2 separate regions of the Homo sapiens genome follow, and region 2 is linked to region 1. Evidence: read pairs that join two places in POLR2A ChIA-PET (ENCODE). Cell type or tissue: OCI-LY7. All regions are shown on one strand. Region 1 overlaps TRAF2 (TNF receptor associated factor 2). Region 2 has its middle 4.3 kb from the start of CLIC3.

What was found. ChIA-PET counts read pairs that join two places held together with the same protein. Peaks named below come from ENCODE experiments on the same cell type or tissue, not always from the same donor. Only the 100,000 strongest peaks of a DNase experiment are listed, where the experiment ranks them.
Region 2: POLR2A ChIA-PET joins it to region 1 with 14 read pairs; 7 of 35 experiments call an interaction of 5 or more read pairs at or near these places.

Annotation. Positions count from the first base shown.
Region 1 is chr9:136,916,499-136,921,498 of GRCh38, reverse strand. TRAF2 (TNF receptor associated factor 2) reads right to left here. Exons shown (of 11, transcript NM_021138.4): 7 at 4,884-4,958; 8 at 984-1,265; 9 at 284-461. Among named protein-coding and RNA genes, the nearest start is that of FBXW5, 26 kb to the left of the region's middle. In OCI-LY7, no CTCF peak of the experiment used is centred here; no DNase peak of the experiment used is centred here.
Region 2 is chr9:136,998,406-137,003,405 of GRCh38, reverse strand. No RefSeq gene overlaps it. Among named protein-coding and RNA genes, the nearest start is that of CLIC3, 4.3 kb to the right of the region's middle. RefSeq lists an enhancer at 3,121-3,240. In OCI-LY7, no CTCF peak of the experiment used is centred here; a DNase peak (open chromatin) is centred at 3,065; H3K4me3 peaks cover 519 bases.

The DNA.
Region 1 (5,000 bases):
AGGACCAGGCTGTGGGTGACGAGGGGCACACCTCGAGGGCTGGCACGGCAGGAGGGCAGCCGGCCCAACCCCCCTACCCCGACCCCTGCCCGAGGGCACCCACCGGCCAGCCCATATTCAGCTACCCCACTTGCCACTCAGGGAGGTGTAGCTGCTCCCGGTATCACTGGGGGTCGTATCCCAGCCCCACCCTTGGGAGCCATCCTATGTGGTCACAGGGGTGAGGGGACCCAGGTGCCAAGTAAACAGCAGCTGCAGTGAGGTGGGGGTCCTAGAACCACACCTGGGGAGAAGATGGCGGGTATGCGGCCAGCCACAGCTTCCTGGCGCTTCCTGGCGAAGTCTGAGATCTTCCAGATGAAGACCCCATCGTAGGTGGATGCCTCCATCTCCAAGACCTTCTGCTCCAAGTCAGCCATCGCCAGGTCCTTGAGGCCAATGCTCCTCTCCAGCTGCTGCACCTGCCGGGTGCCAAGACCACCTTCCCTCTTACAGGAGGGGTGCGGGCACGAGCCCCTGCCTCCCACACCCACCGATCTCCAGCAGGACAGTGCTCTTGGGCACCCCTGGGCTCCATGTTTCTCATGTCCACTCCCTGCACACAAGAACCCAACCCCACCCTCGCCAAGAGGTGGTGGCTCCAAGTCCACACAGAAGCTCCGGGCCAGCAAGCGTGCTCAGAAGCCACACCAGGCCATGCACATCCCCATCCATGGCTGACTCTGCCCTCCCATCAGAGAGAAGAGGCTCCTGCCCACGGCCTGGCCTCTAGGACCTTCCAGGGTTTGGGCCCCTTAGATGACAGGACTCAGAAATGAAGGGGGCCAGAGCCTCCCCTAAACCACACTGGACTGGGGTTTGCAGATGGAGTTCTACATTGTCCGGGCTCTAAAGCTCCAGGACCTGCTAGAACCTGCTGGGGCACGAACACTATCCCCCTTTACACTGTCCTCCTCATGGCTGGCCACCCGGCAGGCACAAACCTTGCTACTCAGGGCTTCAATCTTGTCTTGGTCCAGCCGGTGCTGCCGGCTGCAGGCCTCGGCAGTCATGGCCACCCTCTCCACCTCCCGGTTCAGGACGCAGACAATGTTCTCAAAAGTGGCCGTCTTCTTCTCCAGGCTCTCGCACCTCTGCAGGAGCTCTGACCCCGCGTGGCTCTGGTCTCCCAAGAGGGGCTTTGCCTCCAGCACCGAGCTCAGTAGCATGGCCAGGTGCTCCCGCAGCCACTGCACCTCGTGCTCCTGCTGTTTCTCACCCTCTACCTGCGGACACAGGGCAGGGAGGCTGCTGGCTCCATCCACCATTCGGCTCCCACCCGGGGACGGCCACCAAGACGTGGGCCTCAGCTGAGCTGAGGAGACAGGCCAGGGTCATAGATAGGGATGCCTGGGTGGCCTGGTCATGGCTGATCCTTCTTGTGTATGACAGACTGAAAGTCAGGTGTGTTTAAAGAACGTGAAGCTATAGAACTTAGTTGCAGCCAGGCACAGTAGCTAGCAACTGTGATTCCAGCACTTCAGAAGGCCAAAGCGGGAGGATCATTTGGGCCCAGGAGTTGGAGACTAGCTGGGGCAACATGGCAAAACCCCACGTCTACAAAAAATTTTTAAAAATTAGCTGGGCATGGTGGTGTGTGCCAGTGGTTCCAGCTACTCAGGAGGCTGAGGTGGGAGGATCACTTGAGCCCAGGAGGTTGACGCTGCAGTGAGCCGAGATCATACCACTGCATCCCTGCCTGGCTGACACAGCAAAACCCTGTTTGGAAGAAAAGAAAAAAGGGACGGGACAGGACGAGATGAAGGGATGAAGGGAAGAAGGGGAGGGAAAGAAGGAGGGGGAGGGACAGAAAGGAAGAGAAAAGAAAAATAAAAGCAACACACCATTTTAAAAAAGCTACTCATGACTGGGCATGGTGGCTCCCGCCTGTAATCCCAGCACTTTGGGAGGCCAAGGTGGGAGGATCACCTGAGGTCGGGAGTTCGAGACTAGCCTGACCAACATGGAGAAACCCTGTCTCTACTAAAAATACAAAATTAGCAGGGCGTGGTGGTGCACGCCTGTAATCCCAGCTACTTGGGAGGCTGAGGCAGAACTGTTTGAACCCGGGAGGTGGAGGTTGTGGTGAGCCGAGATCGCGCCACTGTACTCTAGTCTGGGCAACAAGAGCGAAACTCTGTCTCAAAAAAAAAAAAAAAAAAAAGCCACCCACAAGTTCCAGAGAAGCCTGGGCAACATGGTGAAACCCTGTCTCTAGTAAAGCTACAAAAATTAGCTGGGCATGGTGGCACATGTCTGTAATTCCAGCTACTCGGGAGACTGAGGCATGAGAATAGTTTGAACCCAGGAGAGGGAGGCTGTAGTGAGCTGAGATGGTGCCACTGCACTTCCAGCCTGGCCAACAGAGCGAGACTCTGTTTCGAAAATAAATAAATAAATAAATAAATAAATAAATATTAAAATAGGCCAGGTGCAGTGGCTCACACCTGTAATCCCAGTACTTTGGGAGGCTGAAGTGGGCGGATCACCTGAGGTCAGGAGTTTGAGACTAGCCTGGTCAACATGGCAAAACCCTATCTCTACTAAAAATACAAAAATTAGCTGGGCCTGGTGGTGTGTGCTTGTAATCCCAGCTTCCCGGAAGGCTGAGGCAGGAGAGTACTTGAACCCAGGAGGTGGAGGCTGCAGTGAGCCGAGATGGCGCCACTGCACTCCAGCCTGGGTGACAGAGCAAGACTCTGTCTCAAAAATAAAATGAAATAAAACAAAATAAAATAAGAAATAAAAAGCCACCCACAGGGGAAGGTGAAAACACAGGGCTGGAAGCTAGGCCTCCTTAAACATACCTCATTTTATAGACTTGACTTTGCAATTAAATTATTTTCAAATTTCCACAACAAAATTTGAAAATGAGGCCAGGCGCGGTCATGCCTGTAATCCCAGCACTTTAGGAGGCTGAGGCAGGAGGATCACTTGAGGTCAGAAGTTCGAGACCAGCCTGGGCAACATGGTGAAACCTCATCTCTACTAAAAATACAAAAATTAGCCGGGTGTGGTGGCACACAGCTGTGATCACAGCTACTTGGGCCTTTTATCACCTACTTGGGAGGCTGAGGCACAAGAATTGTTTGAACCCGGGAGGCAGAGGTTGCAGTGAGCTGAGATCATGCCACTGCACTCCAGCCTGGGCGACAAAGCAAGACTCAACCTCAAAAATAAATAAATTAATTAATTAAATAAATATATATATATATATATATATATATATATAAACAAAACACTCTAAAAAAATTACAGTAAAAGAAACAAATGGACCTACATGTGTACCCAGCTAGAGGCATGACCACCCAGAGAGCAGAAGGGCACTCAAGACACAAACAGCTGGACGAGAGCTCGCCCTGCATTTTCTCAGAGAGTGCTGCTGTTGGGACCATGCTGTGCGCGGCGTGGAAAAAGCAGGCCCTGGCTGAGCCTGGGGTGGGTGTGCCAGCACGGGGAGATCCTTTGTGCAAACGGGAAGCGAGCATCGCCACAGACTCACGCTGTGTTCTCTCTCATTTCTCAACACCAAGAGGCCCAGAAACAAGGAGCACGGTGGCGGCAGCAAGCACCACTGAGGCCCGGGTGGTCACTACGCAACCTCCCGCACGGGAAGCCTGGGCTTCCTAGAGATGGCAGATGCCACGTCAGAGCAGGAAACAGACAAGAACACGGACAGCAGAAGACTATCCAACGCAGACAAAGAAAATGGAAGCAGCCACGCTCCTTTTCACCATTAGGAAAAAAACACAATACCTAAGGCCACATAGAATCAAGTCAGCAACTGACTCTACCACAAATGCCGTCAAGACATCCCTGTCTTCAAGCAAGGAAGGTGCCCGCCCAGTGAGCTGGCCAGGGGAGGGTCTGCACCCACGGCCTGCCCCTCTCCATCCATCAGGCACACACCTCAGCTGGGGACCACCTCTGGGCCCAGTACTCCTCGAGGGTCCTGACCTCAAGGGGCTCCTGTTGTACAGGGCAAGACGGACAAGAGACAAAGACACGAGGTGCTGGCGACAGAGGGGCAGAGTCTGCAGGGGTGGAGCAGGGGGGTCCACCTGGAGAGACCCAGGCGCCTGGCCATTGTGCCAGTGCCCAAGTGCCTGGGGTGGGCACAAGTGGGCATGCCCAAGGAAGCTCAGGCCAGCGAGCAGGGCAGAGGAGATAGCTGAGGGGAGGGAAAGATCACAGGAGCAGGCCACTCTGAATGAGAAGCCATGAGGAAGAGCTGTGATCGATTTCCATCTGTGAACAGGCCAGAACGGAAAAGAACGGGGGTCCCATAAGCGCCTGAGCCTGGGTCCCAGTGAGAGATGAGGATGATGTGGACAGGGCAGTGACGGCTGGGGGGACCATTTGAGGGTAGACGAGACCTCTGTCAGCCCGAACGTGAAGCATGAGGCGAGAGGAGGGGCCCGAGTGCCTGCTGGTGGCGGAGGGCTCAGCGACAGCCGCTGGGTTAGAGTGCTGCCCTTTTCTGTGTGAGATGGGGGCAGGGAGACAGCGGCCAAGGAGTGGTCGTGGCGAGCCGGCCGGGTACATCTGAGACGTGCACTCAACACCCAGGGAGGCTCAAGGCGACAGGTGGGCACACACACTGGGCATCCTCAGAGACAGGTGGCAGTCAAAGCCAGGCACTACAATGCCACCAGGAGGGAGTGGACAGGGCTGCCAGCCCAGAGACCAAGCTGGGAACACTCGGACAGCCGGGGCAGGAGGAGGCAGTGCTGCAGAGGTGGCTGAGGAGCAGCTGGAAGGAAACCAGGAAGCACTGGGCTGGAGGCAGTGAAGACCACACCCAGGATGAGGGGTGGCCCCCAACCTCAGACCCCCCGACTCACCGTCTCGAGGCAGCCGATGGCGTGGAATCTGCAAGGGACTCGACACTTGCCACAAGTCTTGACGTGGTCCTGAAACTACAAGGGAGTGACGTCACAGAGCCATCTTTCTCTGTTCTG
Region 2 (5,000 bases), 82 kb before region 1:
CACTTGAGGTTGGGAGTTCAAGACCAGGCTGACCAATATGGAGAAACCCTGTCTCTACTGAAAATACAAAATTAGCCGGGTGTGGTGGCACATGCCTGTAATCCCAGCTACTCGGGAGGCTGAGGCAGGAGAATCGCTTGAACCTGGGAGGTGGAGGTTGCGGTGAGCTGAGGTTGTGCCACTGCATTCCAGCCTCAGCGACAGAGTGAGACTCTGTCTCAAACAAACAAACAAAAAAAGGAAATAAAAATCCAGGATCCAACCACGAGGCACTCCTTGTGTCTTGCTGCCTTCCCCGGGGCCCCTCTGAGCCGTCCCCAGCCTTGGCGTTCTTGCCCTTCCAGGGGGACAGGCTCCGCAGGCCCAGGCTGAGCTCTGGATGTGTCTTCATTTCCTCCTGGCTGGATGCAGGTTGGACATTTTTGGCCGGAGCAGCACTGGGACACGCTGTGTCGGTCACCTCCAGGTGTCCATCTGTCCCTCAGCAGGTGATGCTGAATGTGGCCGCCTGGTTGAGGCCCAGTTCTCCCTCCCTTAGATGTGGGAACGCAATCTGGGTGCTGCGTGGCCGCGCCCCCCGACCCCCGTCACCCAGGGCCAGCAGCTGCAAAATGGCCATTTCCTGCCTCTATTCCATTTCTGCATCTACTGGCTGGCATTTCTCTCTCACCAAGGGCCCCTCCACTTTAAAAAGTCTATCAGTACAGACTTGCAGGTTTAAAAAAATTAATGTGTTAACATGCATTACTGTCATCTTTTAATTACTTATTTTGAGACAGGGTCTTGCTCTGTCACCCAGGCTGGAGTGTGGTGGTGCAATCATAGCTCACTGCAGCCTCCAACTCCTGGGCTCAAGTGATCCTCCTGCCTCAGCCTCCTTACAGGCATGTGCCACCACACACGACTAATTTTTATTTTTATTTTTGTATAGATAGGGTCTTGCTATATTGCCCAGGCTGGTCTTCAACTCCTGAGCTCAAGGGATTCTCCCACTTCAGCCTCCCAGAGTGTTGGGATTACAGGGGTGAGCCACTGCATCTGGCTCTTTTAAAATTTTTTGATGGTGGTAAAATCTATGTAACATTTATCACGTTAACCATTCATAACGCACAATCCACTGTTGTCTTATGCTCAGATGGCCTGAGGTCCAGCCAGCGGTGCCCCTCCAGCAGGCGCCCCTCCAGCACGGCTTCTGTGTCTTCGTAACCAGCTCCTGATGTGTTTTGAGTGCGTCCCTGCCTTCCCTGCCCCACACCTGGAATCAGCCTCTCTCCAAGGAGCCTGTCTCAGTCCGACCAGGACTGCTGTGCAAAGGACCCTGGACGGGTGGCATTCATGCCTCACAGCTCTGGAGGCTCGAAGTCCGAGGTCGGGACGCCAGCATGGCTGGGTTCTGGCGAGGGCTCTTCTGGGTTGTGGACTTCCCTTGACTCCTCACCTGGCAGGAGGAGCGAGGGAGCTCTCCGGGGTCCCTTTTATGAGGGCGCTGATTCTGGTCATCTCGAGGGTGTCACCTTCATGACCTACCCACCTCCAAAAGACCCCGCTTCTTTTTTTTTTTTTTTTTTTTGAGTCTCGATCTGTCACCAGGCTGGAGTGCAGTGGCGCAATCTTGGCTCACTGCAAGCTCCGCCTCCTGGGTTCATGCCATTCTCCTGCCTCAGCCTCCTGAGTAGCTGGGACTACAGGCGCCTGACACCACGCCCGGCTAATTTTTTGTATTTTTAGTAGAGATGGGGTTTCACCATGTTAGCCAGGATGGTCTCGATCTCCTGACCTTGTGATCCGCCTGCCTCGGCCTCCCAAGGTGCTGGGATTACAGGCTTGAGCCACCGCGCCCAGCCAACCCCACTTCTTAACACCATCACCTTGCAGGAGACAGGGTTTTGTTTTGTTTTTTTTTTTTTTTTTGAGACAGAGTCTCGCTTTGTCACCCAGGCTGGAGTGCAATGGAGTGATCTCGGCTCACCGGAAACTTTGCCTCCCAGGTTCAAGCGATTCTCCTGCCTTAGCCTCCCGAGTAGCTGGGATTACAGGCATGTGCCACCACGCCCGGCTAATTTTGCATTTTTAGTAGAGACAGGGTTTCCCCATTTTGGTCTGGCTGGTCTGGAACTCCCAACCTCAGGTGATCCACTCACCTCGGCCTCCCAAAGTGCTGGGATTACAGGCGTGAGCCATGTGCCTGGCCTAGGGGCCAGGGTTTCAACACACAAATTTTGGGGAGGACACATTCAGTCCCTAGCAGAACCCTGGTTCCTTTTAGGGAAGATGGGCTTTGGGACCAGAATCTGAGCTCTGGTCTGCACACTGCTCCCGAGGTCTCGCTGCCCCCGAGGTCCCGCCGCCCCCGAGGTCCCGCCGCCCCCGAGGTCTCGCCGCCCCCGAGGTCACGCCGCCCCCGATGTCTCGCCGCCCCCGAGGTCTCACCGCTCCCGAGGTCTCACTGCTTCTAGGCTCTCTCCATGCACAGAGCAGATAAATCTCTGCACAAGTTTGCACCAATACCCCAATGCCCCCAGCCCTCCGGCCCCCCAAACAGGTGTGTGTCTCCCTTCAGAACAGAGCTGCTCAAATGTCACTGGGGTGTGGCCCTGTGCAGGCGGAGGCAGGAGGATCACTGGAGCCCAGGAGGTGGAGGCTGCAGTGAGCTATGACTGCGCCATTGCACTCCAGCCTGGGTGACAGAGTGAAACCCTGTCTCAAAAAAAAAAAAAAAAAAAAAAAAAAAGAGCCCCTTGGAAGGGGCCTACAGGGAGGGGTGTTGGGGAGGGAGAGAGTTCTAACCCACCAGTCAGTCAGTCCCAGAGCAGCAGCCTCGGGACCTCAGCTTGGGCCCCTCTAACGCTGGCTCTATGAATCAGGAGCAGGGGCTGCAGGGGACGGGAGGTTTAGGGATAACCCCGTGGCCTCGGGGACCAGGGTCTAGTTAAGGTTAGTGGCTGTGATACTGTTCTTACTTCAAAACATTATGAAATTGTGGTAGAAAATGTGGTATTACAAAAATGTGGTAGAAAATGCAAACAGTGTGGACAGACAGGAAGCAAAACTGAAAGCCTGTTTCTGCCTGTCAGGGGTCATCCCACAGACAGCTCCTTGCGTCTTTTTTCAGCTCTGTTCAAGTAGAGACTCAGAATGACAGATCCTAATGCTGATTTTCTTCCATTTCCTGGCTTCTCCCTGCTTTACTTATTAGCTTGCTGGCGCTGCCATGCAAAGGACCACAAAGTGAGGGGTTTAAAACAACAGAAACTGACTTTGGGAGGCCGAGGTGGGCGGATCACTTGAGGTCAGGAGTTTGAGACCAGCCTGACCAACATGGTGAAACCCCGTCTCTACTAAAAATACAAAAATTAGCCAGGCGTGGTGGTGGGCGCCTGTAATCCCAGCTACTCGGGAGGCTGGGGCAGGAGAATCGCTTCAGCCGGTGAGGCGCGGGTTGCAATGAGCCGAGATTGAGCCATTGCACTCCAGCCTGGGTGACAGTGAGACTCCATCTTAAAACAACAACACCGCGGGGCGCGGGAGCTCACGCCTGTAATCCCAGCACTTTGGGAGGCCGAGGCGAGCGGATCACGAGGTCAGGAGATCGAGACCATCCTGGCTAACGCAGTGAAACCCCGTCTCTACTAAAAATACAAAAATTAGCCAGGTGTGGTAGCGGGCGCCTGTAGTCCCAGCTACTTGGGAGGCTGAGACAGGAGAATGGCGTGAACCTGGGGAGGCAGAACTTGCAGTGAGCCGAGATTGTGCCACTGCACTCCAGCCTGGGCGACAGAGCAAGACTGCATCTCATTAAAAAAAAAAAACAAAAAAAACAGAAGCTCACTGCCTAGCAGTCTGGAGGTCAGACATAGCACCTAGGCTTGGGCAGGGCTGCTTCCTCCCAAGGGCCTTGGAGAGCATCCGCTTGGCTCCCAGGCTTACAGATGTGCCACCCTGATTTCTGCCTGCGGCCCTCCCTGTGCATCTGTGTCCAAACTCGCCTTTCTATACTGACATCAGTCATATTGGATCAGGGCACATCCTACTCACCACATTTTAACTTGATAACTTCTATAAAGACCCTATTTCAGCCGGGTGCGGTGGCTCACACCTGTATTCCCAGCATTTTGGGAGGCCAAGGTGGGTAGATCTTCTGAGGTCAGGAGTTCGAGACCAGCCTGATCAACATGGTGAAACCCTGTCTCTACTACAAATACAAGGAAAAAAAAAAAAAGCTCAGCGTGGTGACGTGTACCTGTAATCCCAGCTACTCCAGAGGCTGAGAAAGTAGAATTGCTTGAACCCAGGAGGCAGAAGTTGCAGTGAGCCGAGATTGCACCACTGCATTCCAGCCTGGGCAACAGAGCAAGACTCTGTCTCAAAAAAAATGTTAAAAAGCCCCTGTTTCCACATAAGGTCACATTCTTTATTTTTTTTCCAAGATGGAGTCTTGCTCTGTTGCCCAGGCTGGAATGCAGTGGCACTATCTCTGCTCACTGCAACTCTGTCTCCCGGGTTCAAGCACTTCTCCTGCCTCAGCTTCCCGAGTAGCTGGGATTACAGGTGCCTGCCACTATGCCTGGCTAATTTTTGTATTTTTAGTAGAGACGGGGTTTCACCATGTTGGTCAGGCTGGTCTCAAACTCCTGACCTCAGGTGATCCACCCCCCTCGGCCTCCCAGACTGCTGGGATTACAGGCATGAGTCACCGTGCCCGGCCCATATAAGGTCACATTCTGAGGCACTAGGGGTTAGGACTCCAGCCTAAGAATTTAAATTTAAGGGGACACAAGCCACGCCATTTACCTAATCTCAGGCCCTCCCTGCAGTGGGCATGCATGGAGTCACCTTTTCCGTCCTTCTCCCTGGACACAACTGGAGTCTCCCATAGACAGGGTGGTGGCCGTGCCACGGAGCCACGCCACGCCACGCCACGCCACGCAGTGGGGCAGCCAGCACTCACTTGCCCTTCACAGGGAAACCGGCCGGGTGTGGCAGCTCGCGCCTGTAGTTCC